Regions from separate parts of the Mus musculus genome. Here region 1 is linked to region 2. The links are chromatin loops, found by intact Hi-C in ENCODE. Cell type or tissue: heart. All regions are shown on one strand.

Region 1 (8,000 bases), 660 kb before region 2:
GTAACAGTCAAGAAAAACCAATTAGGAATATGTTATTTTCTCTTCCCTTCTGTTTTAGATTGTTCTATTGCTGTGAAGAGAGATCAAGACCAAAGCAGCTCTTATAAAGGAAAGCATTTAATTGGGGGCTGGCTTACAGTTCCAGATGCTTAGTTCCTGATCGTTATGGCAGCAGGCATGGCAGCAGGCAGGAAGGTGTAAGGCTAAGAGCTTATATCCTAAGCCTTTAATCCCAGCACTTGGGAGGCAGAGGCAGGTGGATTTCCAAGTTCGAGGACAGCCTGGTCTACAGAGTGAGCTCCAGGACAGCCAGGGCTATACAGAGAAACCCTGTCTCAAAAAAAAAAAAAAAAAAAAAAAAAAAAAAAAAAAAGCTTATATCCTGATCTACAGTCTACAGGCACACACAGGCGAGATTGAGCCTGGCTTAACAGTTTTAAACCTTAAAGTGATCTCCTGTTGCATGCTTCCTCCAACAAGGCCACACCTACCAGTCCTTCCCAATCAGTTCTACTAAGGCCCAAACATTCAAATATTATGAGCCTATAGGGCTATTTTCTCTCAAATCACCACACTTTCCTTATTCTCCTTATAGGATAGTTGTTTGTTGAGTATATGCTGATTGTCAAGCACATGTTACCATGTAATCTGCATAAGGTTTTCCTAAATCCTTTAAGGGCTATGTGAAAAAGGTGGGGTGGGGCTTGAGCTTTCAAAGGTTACTAACCTTTCTGAAAAGCATGGTAGTGTGCACCTATAAGCTCAGCATATACAATGCAGAGGCAGGAGAATCACAAGTTTGAGCTCAACGTTATCTATATAGAAAATCCCAGGCTAGCCTGGGCTACAGAATTAAGATCATGTTTCAAAAATAAGAATAAAAAACATTTTAAAAGGCACAAGCAGAAAGGGTTGAGAACTAAGATTACAGTGAGGAGGCGCCACAGAACTCACATGTACTTGCTAGTTTATTCTTGCTACCACTCTTCAGTGAAGAAAAGTCAACCTTTTAGTTGGATTCCATGGGAAAAAGCTCACACAGAATTCTCTAGAGAATGGACGTATGTTATGAGGTAAATATCAAGAAATCCCATCAGAAGCCAGGGATAGCCTACTGGGCTTGGCTTTATACTTGGTTTTTTTTTTTGAAGACAGGGCCTCAGTCTGTAGCTGTAGATGGCTTGGAACTCACTGTGTAGACCGTGTGGGCCTTGAAGTCACAAAGATCTGCCTGCCTCTGCCTCTCAAGGGCTGGTATTAAGGATGTAGGTTGCCACCATCACAGCAGGCCAGTCCTTAGGTGTCTGAAATGCCATCGTTGTAGAGTTGACTAGCATTCTGCTTATGACTCTTCTGATGCAGCCTTCTAGGTGCTGGGATGTCAGGAGCCTCAGTTGTTTTCGGCATGTGATGACATCATTACAATTCCTTAGTTCCAATAAGCCTCGGAATCAATATTGTTTGGAGTCTCTCCTCTAGCATTAATGTCCTGGTATCAGAGAGTTCCTCTAATTTCATAAAATCTCCCAAACTTAAGTACTAATAATGTGGAGTTTACGCTTCAATATTCTCTTCATATTACTATTCAATTATGTAAAAAGTATAAACCGGTGATATAACTCGACGGGTGCTAGCTGTGTGAGAGTTGACTACCTGATACCTGAGTTTATCTCTGGAACCCTGGAAAGAGAGCACTCACTCAAGTTGTCATCCGATTTCCACAACTATAGTAATGAGGTGAGCACCCGCGCCCACCCACATGGCCACACAATCATGTTTAATTGAAAAGTGCTACGTATTAATATAAATGCGAAATTCGCAAGACTCAGATAATTATGGTCTCCAAGCAGCGAGTGATAAATGCAGGTGCTGTAGATCTACTAACTGCACGTCTAAGTGGCTGGCATCAGGACAGTACCGTGTGTACAAGTCTATTTTTTTTTTTAAGCCCAGCATTTGTAACTGATTACATGAACCATCTGTAACTGCTTGTGAATCATGTTACAGTTACCCCACTGACATTTACCAACATTTGTCATGTGGCAAAATGTTTTAGTGTAGGAAAGCTGACACATAATAGCTTTAATGTTTCAACAAATCAACTTTAGACACTAGGCTATAGGTGCATCCCATTGATGCGAAGTCTTCGCAAAAATATGGCCGGTGACTTCATTATAAAAAACCGCTTCATCCCAAGCTTCCTGTGTGTAGACAAAATTACTTGTTATCCCCACGGTAACTTGGCTCCACTGTTGTTATGAGACAGGATGAGGGGGGTGAGGGGTAACAAGAGGTGAGGACAGAAGTGGAGGAAGATGAAAAAACTACCGGGGGTGGGGTAGGTGACACTTTTATCAGGGAAGTGGTTCACCAAGTAGAGGCCGAGCTGAGCTCTTCTTGCCGGACGCCTTCGAGCCACCTGTCAGAAGGCAGGACTCTGAAGGAAACCGAGATCTGCGGACACGAAAGGCCAGGCCAGAGGGCAACCGAGAGGCGCCGGTTGTCAGCGAGGGGGCCAGGCTAGACCGGGAGGGAAGCTCACGTGGTCTCCGGAGCACCGCGGGGGAGTGGAGGGGGGGAGGCTGCAGCGGGGAGGACGCCAGCGCGCGCTCCTCCCCAGCCTTCCAGCTCCTCCCTCCAGGCACGTGACACCACCGTCCACTCGCTCGGTGGCGCAGCGCTCTGTTGCTGCCCTCCCGCCGCGGCGCCCCTTCTTCTCCCGGTCCTCGTCCCGCCGCATCTCCTCCCCCCCTAACTCATCCCCCACGCGCCAATCATCGCTCGAGCTCCCGAGCGCCCGCCCCGCCACTCCGCTGTGCGTTCTCCCATTGGCTGGAGCCTCAAGGACGCGTCCCGAGGGCGGGAGGCAACCATTGGTGGGCCGAACCGGCCGAGTTCCCGGATGAGGGAACATTCTGCAGTATAAAGGGCGCGAGGAAGGCGGGAGACGGCGCAGTTTGAATCGCGGTCCGACGGAGGAGTGGGCGCTGGGATCTCGCTGAGCGTCCGCCTGGCCTCGTCTCTTCCTCGCTCGTCGGAGCTTCAGCACGGTCCGAGATGGTAACGTGAAGAGTGACGGCGGGCGGCCGCGGGCTGCAGGCTCCGAGCGGGCGGGGCCGCCGTCCCCGGGGCTGGGAGAGGCGGCGGCGGCGGCGAGTGGGAGCGTGCGGGGACGGGGTCGGGACGAGCGGAGGGGAGGTGTTTTCGGAGCCCCGGAGCTCCAGGCGGGAGGCGACGGTTGGGGGGGCGCGCACGGCGCGGCTGGGAGCCGGCGCGGGGGCGCGCAGCCGCGGCGGGCTCGCGGCAGGGGTCGGCGGGGGAGAAGGGCGGGCGGGGGGCGAGCGGCGGCCCGGGGTCCCCGGCGGGGCGGGCGGCGGGCGGCCGAGCGCGCGCTCGCTCGCCTCCAGGACGCGCTGTGGTGGGGGAGGGGCGCGCCGCCTTGGTAATTCTATCTTCTCCGTCCCTCCCGGGCTCGCGGGCGTCGGCGGCGCCGCAGGCTGGCGGTAAGGCTGGAAAGGACTCCGGAAAGGCCAAGACAAAGGCGGTTTCCCGCTCGCAGCGAGCCGGCTTGCAGGTGGGTAGCAACTGCCGCAGTCGGGTGACCGGGCCTTTATGTTTGCACCCCCCTTGCTTGTTTGTCTGCACCCTCCATGGGTGTTCCATCTTAGCATGAGTGATGTGTCGCGACTTGGCCCTGCGGAGACAGTGAATACTGGGGTTTGGGGAGGGGGGGCGTCGGATCACATGTGTGTTAACTGGCGGGGCGCGTTGGTGCACCACCACCGTCCTTGGCTTTGGCGCGCACATCTTATCTTAACGAATTTCCTATCTTTGTGCATTTTTTTTCTTGTTTGTTCGTTTGTTTGTGTGCATAAAAATCAAGTTCCCTGTGGGCCGTATTCATCGACACCTGAAATCTAGGACAACCAGCCACGGACGTGTGGGCGCGACCGCCGCTGTGTACAGCGCAGCCATCCTGGAGTACCTCACCGCAGAGGTAAGCGGGAGTACGCCTGTGATCTGGAAAAGCTCTGGGGGGGCGGGGGAAAGTGGCGAGAGAGGAGGAAAGTGATGCAAGAAAACTCGCAGGCCCTAAGAGCGGCGCGCAGACCGAGGGAGCGCTAGAGGGAGCTCGCGTTCAGCCGAGGAGGCTGCTGGGCCAGAGTGTGCTGCTCCTGCAAATGCAATTGCGTGCCCCTTCGGGGTTTTTTGGGTGGTTTTTTTTTTTTTTTTGCATAATTCTGCATAATTTTATCATTCAGGTAGTAGGGAATGACAACAGTTGGTAAATAACACCATTGAGGTTCAAAGATCTTGATTGAAAGTAAGTTGGAATATTGATCATCAGATTTTTATTTATTTTTTGCCTTTTAGGTACTTGAGTTGGCAGGAAATGCGTCAAAAGACTTAAAGGTAAAGCGTATCACCCCTCGTCACTTGCAGCTTGCTATACGTGGAGATGAAGAATTGGATTCTCTGATCAAAGCTACCATTGCTGGTGGTGGTATGTCATCCCTAAACTCCTAACATTCTATTTAAGAAGAAAATTCCTACACTCCCATTGTTTCTAGAAGAGATTTCAGTACAGGGTGCTTTCATGGGGTTTGGCTTTCCACTTAGTTTTTGCTAAGATCATTGTTCATCCCTCAAGTTTTCACTTTGTATATGAATTTTACCTGCTTTGAGTTCATGTATTGTTTTTTTAAATGTTTATCCAGAAGGTAGACTTAATCTGTGTCCCTCTCCTAGGTGTCATCCCACACATCCACAAATCGCTGATCGGGAAGAAAGGACAACAGAAGACTGTTTAAGGATGCCTGGATTCCTTATTATCTCAGGACTCTAAATATTCCTAACAGCTGTCCAGTGTTGGTGATTCCAGTGGACTGTATCTCTGTGAAAAACACAATTTTGCCTTTTTGTAATTCTATTTGAGCAAGTTGGAGGCTTAATTAGCCTTCCAACCAACCAAATTTCTGCATTCGAGTCTTAACCATATTTAAGTGTTACTGTGGCTTCAAAGAAGCTATTGATTCTGAAGTAGTGGGTTTTGATTGAGTTGACTGTTTTTAAAAAACTGTTTGGATTTTAATTGTGATGCAGAAGTTATAGTAACAAGCATTTGGTTTTGTACAGACATTGTTTCCACTCTGGTGGATAAGCTCAATAAAGGTCATATCCCAAACTAGCTTTAAACTTGCTTAATAATCGGGACTTACCTTAGATCTCACTCAGCAACAAGTACATTCTCTGCTTACTAATTAAACAGTGCATCTGTAGTCATAACCCCGTGGTACTTTTGTTGTTTCTTTGTATCATATGACCTCTTAGGGTCTTAAAACTTGGGAAGAAGCTGGAGGTAACTGCTTTTGGCGTCCCCCCCCCCCCCAATTGACAGTTAACTAATGTGAAAGGGCCTGTATCCTAAGGTGGGACACAAGTACAGAGACCCTCAGGGTACAACGAAAGTACCTCCACCGAATGAACTTCGGATATAATTTGCTTTTAGTGACCAGACACAGGTGTGAAATGCTAGTCACATCTTGATTCATGCCAAGCATGTTCCATTATTATACATTGACCCCTTTCCCCTCCCTGAGCCTTAAGACATGTATCCTAATTCCTGGAGCAAATCAAACAGAATAGGAGGTGCTTAAGCAGCCTATGTGGATGAAAGAACTTCCTGCCTTACAGCTGCTTTAACCCAAAGAGCTGCATTGTACCTGCCAGGTGGCAGGTGGGTCAGATGTGCCGCTGAGAAGGGCTGGGGAACTGCGGGGGTTGGGGGTTCCAGGGCTTCCGATCCAAAGCAGGAAGCGCCTGTAGGACGAATCCATGCGGCAATCACTCCCTAACGGAGGCCCAGGGCTTCCCAAGACCTAAGGGCCAGGAGGCCTGGCCTCTGATCCTTGTGGATCTGGTCGTGAGGGTCCCTGTCCCCACCCCGGTGGCGCGGAAGGCGGGCTCCGGGCCACACCGGAGCCTAGGGGCCGGGGCGTCCGCGCTCCGCCAACCCACGGCCTCCCCGCCCTCCTCCCGGGTTACCGCGTCGGCTTTACGGTCCGCCAGGCCCGGGAGGGACGCGGCTGGCGCCGCTGCGGCCGCGGGGGGCGGGGAGGCGGCCGTGAGGAGGCGGAGCTGCGAGGCCGCCCGTCGCCGGGCCGCCGCCGCGGTGCCCGCTCCTCCCCGCGCCGTGCCGCGCCGTGCCCCGCCCGGCCGCCTCGCCTCCTCCGCGGCGGGCCCCCCTCGCAGCTGCGCGGCCGCGGACACCGAGGCAGGCGCGAGCCATGGAGGGCAACCGCGACGAGGCGGAGAAATGCGTGCAGATCGCTCGCGAGGCCCTGAGCGCCGGCAACCGCGACAAGGCCCAGCGCTTCCTCCAGAAGGCCGAGAAGCTGTACCCGCTGCCGGCCGCGCGCGGTGAGCCCCGGCCCCCGCCGTGACCCCGGCCCCCGCGCCCTGCGCCCCGCCGGCCGCGGCCGCTCCAGCACTCAGGGACACAGGCGGGGCGCTGTGGGGTGCTGGGTGACGGGTCCCCTCCCCAGATCAGCCTAGGCCCCTGTGAAGTGACAGGAGCGGGGACTCCAGCGGCTTCTCGGGCTTCACCATCCCCGGGTTCTGTAATTTGTCCGTTCCTTAAGCAAGTATCTTCGAATACCTTAGATGACACTGCTTTTCCCAGGGAGGAGAGAGCCCTTACAAGACAGCTCCACTTTCGAAAGGGATGGTGAAGTTATTGATGATTCCTAAATAGTGTCTGGTTTGATATGGCACCGTAAGTACCCGCAAGTTCGGTACATCGCTAAAGAGTAGGCTATGGACTTACCCTACTTTAATTCACCTTATTCATTGTCTAACTCTACAGTCAACACAACACTCACAAAGCGCCACGAGTTGTGCCTAGTATTTTATATGCCCCTCTTATTCCTCAGAAAAGTACCGTGTTATTTGACCATGTGCAGAAACTTTTGCCAAATGAATGAATGAATGAATGAAATGAATGAAAATACCTTGCCCAAGGTCGTATAGGAATGGGCAAAGTCATAATAGGCACTGAGTTTTAATCTCTACAAGGCCTTTACTACCGTTTTTTGGTTTTGTCTTTTTTTTTTTTTCCCATGCCCATAGGATGACATTTAACTGTTGTTGAAAGAATTTCCAGGTTAAGAGGATTAAGAGGAAACTTGATAAGCAGCCCCCTGTTTTAATTTATTGTTTTCTTAATTCTTTTTACATCGTTGAAGCCTTTTATCTCTGCTGATTTTCACTTTACCTTTTTGTTAGCATTGGGACAGGGCAGGAAAAGATAGTGAAAGAAAAGTTAATTGTAAAAAGTGTGAAATAAAAATTATCATTTTTAGGTGTACAGTTTAGTAGTGTTAAGTATTTTCATGCGTACCACAGGATCGGTATTTTTTTGTTTTTTATCTTACACCAGTTAAGTAACCCCCTGTACTCTCCTGTTTCCTGGTAGCTCCCTTGCTACTGTCCATTCTCATAGACTAGTCTAATTTGGTACCTGATCTATGTGAAATCGTACAGAATTTGACTTTGCATGTCTGCATTATCTATTTACTTACTAACTTCAGATTTCATCCATATTGCAACCCGCGACAGATTTCCTTTTTTAAAATTGCTGAACAGTATTCTATTATTTATATACCCATGTGCCTAGGTGTGGCTGTGCACATACACATTTAACATCACCTTTTCTTTTTGGAGGGTATTTATTTAGCGCGTTGCGTGCATGCGTGCGTGCAGAGGAATAGGTCTCTCCCCACATAGTGTAGAGATTGAGCACAGGTCTAAGCTTTGACACTAGCTGTCACAAATTCTTACTTAGTCCCTGTCAATGATGTTTGGGTTGCTTCCACCTCTTTTGTGTTGAGTAATGTGCCTATGAGCATGAGTGTCTACAAGCCTGATTTCAGTTCTGCATATATACCCAGAAGTGGGATTCTTGGGTCATATGGTAATTCTAATTTTGATTTTTGAGGAAC
Region 2 (8,000 bases):
GCAGAAATATTTTTATATAGACCATAGCAGGTGTGATTAGTTCCAACCATAGTAGAAAAGTCTGGCAAAACAATGACTTCAGTCATCTAAGTCAAGAGACTAAAACTCCAAAGAAAAGTATGACAGAAACAACCCGTGTGTTCTGTCAAATTATTTGAAGTCTTTTTGTTTGTTTGTTTTTTTGTTTTTTCAAGACAGGGTTTCTCTGTATAGCCCTGGCTGTTCTGGAACTCTCTGACTAGGCTGGCCTTGAACTCAGAAATCCGCCTGCCTCTGCCTCCCAAGTGCTAGGGATTAAAGGCGTGAGCCACCACTACCTGGCTCTTATTTGAAGTCTTAACATGAGTTAAAATGGTAACATACCAGACTGAGGAATGTATTATATTGAGAAGCTATCTTCATTATTTACTAAAGCCCAGTAACATTCGATCAGGCCAGGATTATAAGGACTAGTTATATCGACACTACCCTGGGCCAAAGTAGTTGTGTGTGATCTAGACAACTCCATCATACAGGCCAGCATCAGAGCATCTCTCAAACATTTCCCTGATTTTAAATTAAACTTTTCTTTTCCTTTTTCCTTTTTCCTTTGGCTTTCTGAGATCAGGTTTCCCTGTGTAACAGAGCCTTGGTTGTCCTGGACTTGGTTTGTAGATCAGGCTGGCCTCAAACTGCCTGCCTTTGCCTCCTACGTGCTGGGATTAAAGGCGTGCGCCACCACATGCACAAGCATGGGTGTGGTAGTAAGGTGATGGCTGGGCACAGCTGCCTGTGGCTTCAGTTGCAGCCTCTTTGGAAGACTAGATGGGAGGATCCTATGAGTCTATGAGTTCAAGACCACCTTGGACAACATAGCAAGACTCTGGGTCCACAAATAAATGAATAAATAAGCAAAATGAAAGTGATTGTATACAGACCGACATAACACATAAAAATCTAGCCCCCATATATTTGACAAGATGAAATCGTAAGTGTTGACACTAGGCAAACACATCTGAAATGTTTAAAAATAGTCAATAAATCATATACAGATATAGAGATGACTTAAACTATAAAGAATGGGGCGAGCCAGGCAGTGGTGGCACACGCCTTTAATCCCAGCACTTGGGAGGCAGATGAATTTCTGAGTTCGAGGCCGGCGTGGTCTACAGAGTGAGTTCCAGGACAGCCAGGGCTACAGAGAGAAACCCTGTCTCGAAAAACCAAAAAAACCAAAAAACAAAAAAAACAAAAAAAAAAAACAAAAAAAAAACTGTAAAAGCGCAAGTCTTTGTGGGAACACAGGGGTACTAGGAAGTAGATCCTGAGTCTTTTTTTGTTCTGTTTGTTTTTTTTCTGAGACAGGGTTTCTCTGTGTAGCCCTGGCTGTCCTGGAACTCACTCTGTAGACCAGGCTGGCCTCAAACTCAGAAATCCACCTGCCTCTGCCTCCTGAGTGCTGGGATTAAAGGTGTGTGCCACCACGCCCGGCTGGATCCTGAATCTTAAGCAAGCTAGGCAAACATTCTACCCCTGAGTTATACCTGTAGCCCAAAATATGAGTCTTCACTGACAACAGAGGAAGAAGGTTAAAAAAAAAAAAACAATCAAATGTCATTTTAAACAAAAACTTTATATTGGTGGTTTTCAGGCTTGTCAGGATACTTTCTTGCCAATGGATTGGTTTGTGCTGTAACCAACCCTGAAGCTCAAAACAGGATATTTAGGTTGTCTTTTTCCTTTCTTTGGATAGAGATTCTCCTGTTTCTTTGGGTGGCCTAGAACTTGCCATGTCACTGAATTTAAAGTCCTGATCCTCCAGCATGCTGGGTTTATGTGGTGTTGGGGGGAATCTAGGCTGGATGAACACTCTATCAACTGAGCTACAACTCAGCACCCTAATGCTGTCTTCTCATAGAAATTAACCAGACATCACTTTACAGACAACAGAAAATAAGGGGTCAATTATAATTACTTTGGTTAGTGTTAACAGATTTGTACATAGAAATTCACCTATGTGTTTAGTTCATAGAGCTATGTCTACTTGAGAATCTACTCACGCCAACTTAAACAGAAGCTTTCGTTTAAAATCACTTCTGCCATCCTGGTAAACAAAAACACGAGCAGGCACTGGCTTTGAGTTCTTACACAGCCTCAATTATGTGTTAGTCAACCCAAGCATCCATTATGTACTCAATAATAGCTATGACACAGCTCTGGACAACAGCAATGCCATGGAGAGGCAGACACGAGATAGCCTGCTTACACTGCTTTTCCTGGCGGTAACATTTTTAAGCTGCGTGGAAGCCATGAGATCCTGGCTCCCTCATTAGGAACTTTACCCAACAGTGCTTTGACGGCCTGGTAACTTAGAAGAAAATGTAGCATGCCAGTTCTGTTTGTTAGTTGTTATGAACATAAGTTCATGAACACGAAGTTTCTGTTGAGAGCAGCTACATTCCCTTTAAAACTGCATCGGTGTACGCAACAAAGTAAAGAAAAGAAAATTTTAAGACACTGTTAAGGCTTGGGGATATAGCTCAGTTGGTAGAGTGCTTGCCTAGCGCTCAGGAAGCCCTGAGTTCCATCCCTATCTCAGCAAAAAAGTGCTCTCCCAACCCACCCCCACGCCCAGCACGCGCCAGTAATCCCGATACTTTGTGGGGGGGAGGTGGAAGCAGGAGGATCGACAGTTCAAGGCCATCCTCCCCTATACCTCAAGTTCAAGGCCATCCTGCGCTTCAAAAGACCCAGGGTCAAGAAGCAAGATTGCTAAAACAGCAGCGGAGGCGGAGGGAGCTGGTCCTTAAGGAAGGCACGCGCTTGCTTCTAGATTCCGAAGCGTTTTCAAAGCTGGTTACAGTCCTTACCACAGCACACCCTTGTGAGGTAAGTGTATTATCATCTTTGGTTCATAAATGAAAAAGTTGAGGCACTGAGCGTATTAAGTCACTCGCCTAAGGAGTATGAGTCAACGTCAAGAGTCATAGTTGACCCGGTTTAACGACTCCTGACCTTCAGTCCAGGGCTGAGTCAGCGGAGCCCCGAGTGGCTTCCCTGGCTGGCACCTGGACGTAGGCTATTTCCGTCCACGTCCAAGCAGAATACTGGAACCGATTGGACAGAACTTCCAAACTTTCACGTCCAGCAAGATTCACCCCTGACGCCTTCATCTCAGGACTGGGAACAGGAAAAGCCGACGCGTGCACTCCCCTTCCCCAAACGAGTGAGAGGGTACCGTGGGGCAAGCCCGCCCACCCGCTTGGGCAGCGATGGTAGCAAGGGACCACCCGCGTTAGTGGACCGGGGACTGGGGAGACGCAGACCACATCAACGACTCTCCATCGCCGCCTCTTTCAGAAACCAAGAGAAAATGGTGGGAGGCGAAAAGAAAAACTAAATAAAAAGCAACTTGTCTTAGGACCTCAGCTAAGCAAATGAAGCCTTCTTGCGTGTGCTGAGCCTGCAGTTCTCAACCTTCTAGGAAAGATGGGAGGACTGGGCGACAGAAGGCACAGCAGGAATGCCCCGCAGTGAGTGCAACCGGAGCTCTGCCCGCTGCCCAGCAGAGGCCTAAATCCAACTCGGCAGGAAGCGCCCGCGGCGCCGGGAGCCACGCACCCTCGCCAGCGACCACGTGATCACTTTTTTTTTTTTTGGAAGAAAAAAAAAAACTTCTTGCCTTAAGAAAAAAAAAAAAAAAAAAAAAAAAAAAGACTCCACTTCCCAGAAGCCTCTCCTTCCCCAAGCAGCTGCAGTCTTGCGCAGGCGCCGCTAGGGCCAAACGGACACGTCCGTCACGTGGGCAGGAGCCGGCCAATCCGGTTTGAATCTCATTTTTTTCCTCTCGCCCCCCCTTCAGGAGCGGTTGTGCGATCAGATCGATCTAAGATGGCGACTGTGGAACCGGTGAGTATTGCCTTCGGCCCCCACCCCCGAGCTCCCCGCGCTCCGGCTTCCTCCGCTCAGGGACTCCCGCAGGACGGCGTTACCGGCGCGCACGGCGCCTCCCGCCGCGTCCGGTCCCTGCCCGCCCCCGGCCTGACCTTCGGCGGGCAGCCTCGGCGCCGGGAGGCTGGCGGCGGCAGCGTGGAGCGCACACGCCGTGTGGGGGCCCGGGCACCGGGGCGGTGGGGGGAGGGGCGCCGCGCGGGGCCGCGATGCGGCGGGCGGAGGGCGGCTCGGGACACGGGCGCGGGGATCGGCGTGGGGTCCCGGGGTCTCGGGGGGGCGTGGGGCGGGCGGCTCCTAGCGGGCACCGTGGCTGGTGGGCGGCGAGCCGGCCCGAGAGAGCCGGAGAGGGAGCCCGAGGCAGCGGCGCCTCGCCGTCGCCGGCGACCCGCCGCCGGGGGTCCTCGTGCGGGCCGCGCTCTGGAGCTGCGGAGGAGGGTGGGCTGGCGGAGCCCACCGGTGGGCGCGCGGGAGCTGGGCGGGCGCGTCCCGCGGGGAGCCGGGGGCCGTGGCGTTGAGTAGGGGAGCATGCTCAGGGGTCGTGTCGCGCACCTCCCGGCGCCGGGGACAGGGGCCGGCTGAGGTGGGGATCACATTGTCCTGGCCCCTCCACGCCGGGACGGGGCTGTCATGGAGGAGGGAAGGGGGAGGAGCGAGGCCTACAGATCGCCGCCGCGGGTCGGCTGGCCGGAGACCTGCATTTCACACGCGCCGGGCTTTCCATTCATTCATCCTCGGGGCGCAGCGCGCACGCCTCCGAGGACCGGGTAGATTCTTCCGCTCTTAAGCCACCACCAGATCGTCTGGGAGATAGCCAACGAACACTTAATTTTAGAAATAGGAACTTTCAAGATTACCTTTTCTTAAATTAAAAGAAAAAACATTTTTTTTTAAAGCATGGTGGGGGCAGTGGCGCGAGCCGCGACTTGCGAGTGGAGGTCAGAGGACAGCTTTTAGAGTCCCGAGGATCGAGATTCAGGCGCTTTTCTCGAACCATCACTTAAGCTCATCAGCATTTGCTTTTCCATTTGATGTTTCCTTCTTAACTTTATACTGCTTCCCTCTTAATGAAAGCGCTATTTTGAAATTAATTGAAGCAAGATGCACATAGAGCATCACGGCGTAACTCCGGTAGCCCGAAGGTGGTGATTTTTTTTTTTTTTTTTTCTTCTGTCATGGTTTGGGTTTGCCAGCAGCTGGCTCACTGGCCATCCATCGCAGGTTTTTTTTTTTTTTTTTAAGGAATGTCACACATGTGTGAAAGTCTCAGGCGCATAAAGGCATAGACTAGCAACCAGAAACCTCTGTAGAACACCTTTGCCAGATGTTTTAAAACTCACCGATAGACTGAATATGAATAATTTGATATGTTTGCAAAATGGCCTTATCTTGGCAAAATTCAAGACAACTTTTTGGGAGTGGAGACATGATTTACTTGTTCTTTATTGACATCAGTTTTCCTGGCATTTTGCAAAACTGCATCATAAGTTGTTGGTGAAATTAACTTTAGAATATCAATGTAAGAGCAAGAGGGGAAGCATTTAAATGTAACCTAGACTCTTGACAAGTTCTCCTGTCTCCTGATTGAATCTTCTACTTTTCTCTACCAGTGTTAGAGGAAAATATTACAGATAATAATAGAGGCAAAGCTAAGCAATAAACAGCAATGTGTTCTATGACATCTCAGTTCCACTTAAGTCTTGGATTGTGCTAAAGCCACAATGTAGTCATTGGATTTTGTTCTGAGTCAGTACTTAGGAGTTGCTGATAGTTTTGGGTGGGTACAGAGTGATATCTAGGATACAAAGTTATATTAAATGTGGTCTGTGCTTTGTTCCTCGTCAGTGTCTGGGTCAGAGGTGAAATACTCTTCCTAGTGATGGCAGGGTTGATGTGGATAGTGTGTAAATTTAAGGACAAGAGAAACCTAGAAACCTAACAAGTGTGAAGGATGAAACTTGGATGGAAACTAGTTGGAGACAGTATGCGAAATGACATTGCGGAGCTCATTTTCTTCTGTCGGTACCCCCTGGCTTGTAGGATAGTCATGCAGTGCTCTTGGTAACATTTGTAAGATTTCCTTTTGGAGTTGAGTGGTTGCTCTGGCCTTCTTTAATCCCAGCACTCAGGAGGCAGAAACAGTCTGTTCTACAGACCTAGCTCTAGGACTTCCTCCAAACTAAACGGTTTGGGTGCTTGATTTTAGCTTGAGTTTTAGGGCCTGGTACGTTTACTAATTTCATTCTACCACTAAACTACACTAGTACTTTTTCAGTTTTAAGTAATAAAAAAAAAAGATTACTTATTCTACTATTGGATTACAGATGAAGCTTGTAAAAATTAAAAATCTTATTTGGTCATTGCTATTTTCATTTAGCTTGTGAGGTTTTTTTTTTGTTTGTTTGTTTTTTTTGTTTTTTTTTTGTTTTGTTTTTTTTGGTAGTGTGCTTAATTGTAAACACTTATCAACCTGTAGGGTGTGACCCTTTTGGAGTCTAAAGACCCTTTAACAAGAGCTGCCTAAGACCATCAGAAAACACAGATGTTTATATTGTGATTTATAACTAGCAAAATTAGGAAGTAGCAATGAAAATGCTTCTATAGTATGGGGTGACTACAACCTGAGGAACTGCATTAAAGGGTCACAGCATTAGGAAGGTTGAGCACACTGACATAGTCGTGAACTGTTGGTTTTTCTCCCCCCTACATACCCAACCTTTTATAAGCATTGGCCAAATTTTTAGTCTATGGAATTTTCATAGTCATTTTCAATTTGATACTACATGGTTTTAATTATTTGAGCTTAGTAATGGCTTACAAGTATAAATTGAGAAGTTCAAAGGGGAACATTATATTGTATTGCTTCACAGAACTTGTGGACAAAGGCTGCTCTCCTGGAATTGTGGCAATGTCAAAATTAGATTGAGTAAGGATGGCAGGACAGTGTCCCCCACTGTTCCTAGTGGCTTGTGTTTCCTTTTAGATAGCTTGTTCTTCTGCTGCTCTACTTTTTTTCTTGTTATTTATTAGAGAATACTTTCATTAGAGAATAATTTCTTGTAGTTTTCATTTTTTGGTTTTTGTGTAGCCATTGTTGGCTTGGAGCTTACTATTTAGGCCAGACTGGTTAACCAAAAACTTGAGGTGGGGGTGGGAGTTGTTCCTGTCTTCCCAGTGTTGGGATTTACAGGGGTAACCATCACACCTAGTCCAGTTCCTTTATGCTTAGAAACGTGCTTTTAAAGTAAGACTTAAACACAGAAGCCTGCTGTGGTGCTGTGCAACTGTAATCCCAGCACTCAGAAGTGCAGGCAACAGAATTGTGAATTTAGCTTGGCCTACATATCAAGGTCTTATCTCAGAGCAAAATAAGATCCAAGAAAAAAAGGTCCAGTGAGATAGATGGTTTTAGGGGTAAAAGTGCCAAGCCTGAGGACCTGAGTCAGAGCTAGAACCCTCAAGTGCAAACAGAGGACCTCATGCAAAGTCGCTCTCTGACCTCCAGGTCCACACCAAAGCAAGCGCACGCATAGAAAAATGAGTAAGTAAATATATACTTAAAACTCTTTAAAAAGGGCTAGAGAGGTGGCTCATCAGTTAAAAGCAACTCTAGAGGACCCAGGTTCAATTCCCAGCACGCACATGGTGGCTCACAGCTGTCTGACATGCATTCCAGCTCCGAGTTTCAGGAGAGCCTCGCACACCAGGCATGCATGTGTTGCACATATCTGTGCATGCAGACACACTGTGCCCATACACATGGGGGAAAAGCTTTGAAAGAAAACAGGAAAAGAATAAAATGTAATGTGCTTATCAACAAAAAGCAGATGGCTTGGTAAGCCAACTTTGACAATTTCTTTTTCTTTAGTGAGAAACCCATTTTCTTAGTTTAGTAATAAACCAAACTTTGGGTGTTTATTCCAAATTTCACTTAAGTTTATACTCTGAATCTGTATGCTTGACTTAGAGAAATTAAATCTGAATGTACAGTTTACACAGTTATCTAGAATCATGTAAAATGAGTCAGGTTGGCTTAATTCAGATTGAACATAGAAAGTCCCGAGCAAATT

The links. Peaks named below come from ENCODE experiments on the same cell type or tissue, not always from the same donor. Only the 100,000 strongest peaks of a DNase experiment are listed, where the experiment ranks them.
Region 1: a loop joins it to region 2, with 5 times the contacts of the local background. A loop is called at or near these places in 3 of 42 quality-filtered maps.

What each region holds. Positions count from the first base shown.
Region 1 is chr3:137,861,637-137,869,636 of GRCm38, forward strand. It overlaps H2az1 (H2A.Z variant histone 1), which reads left to right and starts at 2,851. Exons shown (of 5, transcript NM_016750.3): 1 at 2,851-3,060; 2 at 3,497-3,574; 3 at 3,884-3,997; 4 at 4,375-4,504; 5 at 4,750-5,286. The coding sequence starts at 3,058. The coding sequence ends at 4,811. It overlaps Dnajb14 (DnaJ heat shock protein family (Hsp40) member B14), which reads left to right and starts at 6,039. Exons shown (of 8, transcript NM_001033155.1): 1 at 6,039-6,420. The coding sequence starts at 6,288. Gm43403 (predicted gene 43403) reads right to left here and starts at 2,690. Exons shown (of 2, transcript NR_169184.1): 1 at 2,329-2,690; 2 at 2,051-2,201. In heart, a CTCF peak has its summit at 4,143; DNase peaks (open chromatin) are centred at 2,745, 3,585, 4,085, 6,155 and 1 weaker place; H3K4me3 peaks cover 4,989 bases; H3K27ac peaks cover 4,294 bases.
Region 2 is chr3:138,523,427-138,531,426 of GRCm38, forward strand. It overlaps Eif4e (eukaryotic translation initiation factor 4E), which reads left to right and starts at 2,765. Exons shown (of 8, transcript NM_007917.4): 1 at 2,765-2,868; 2 at 3,842-3,888. The coding sequence starts at 3,871. It overlaps Mir1956 (microRNA 1956), which reads left to right and starts at 2,995; the gene lies at 2,995-3,059. In heart, a CTCF peak has its summit at 3,753; DNase peaks (open chromatin) are centred at 3,225, 3,805 and 4,535; H3K4me3 peaks cover 3,043 bases; H3K27ac peaks cover 2,276 bases.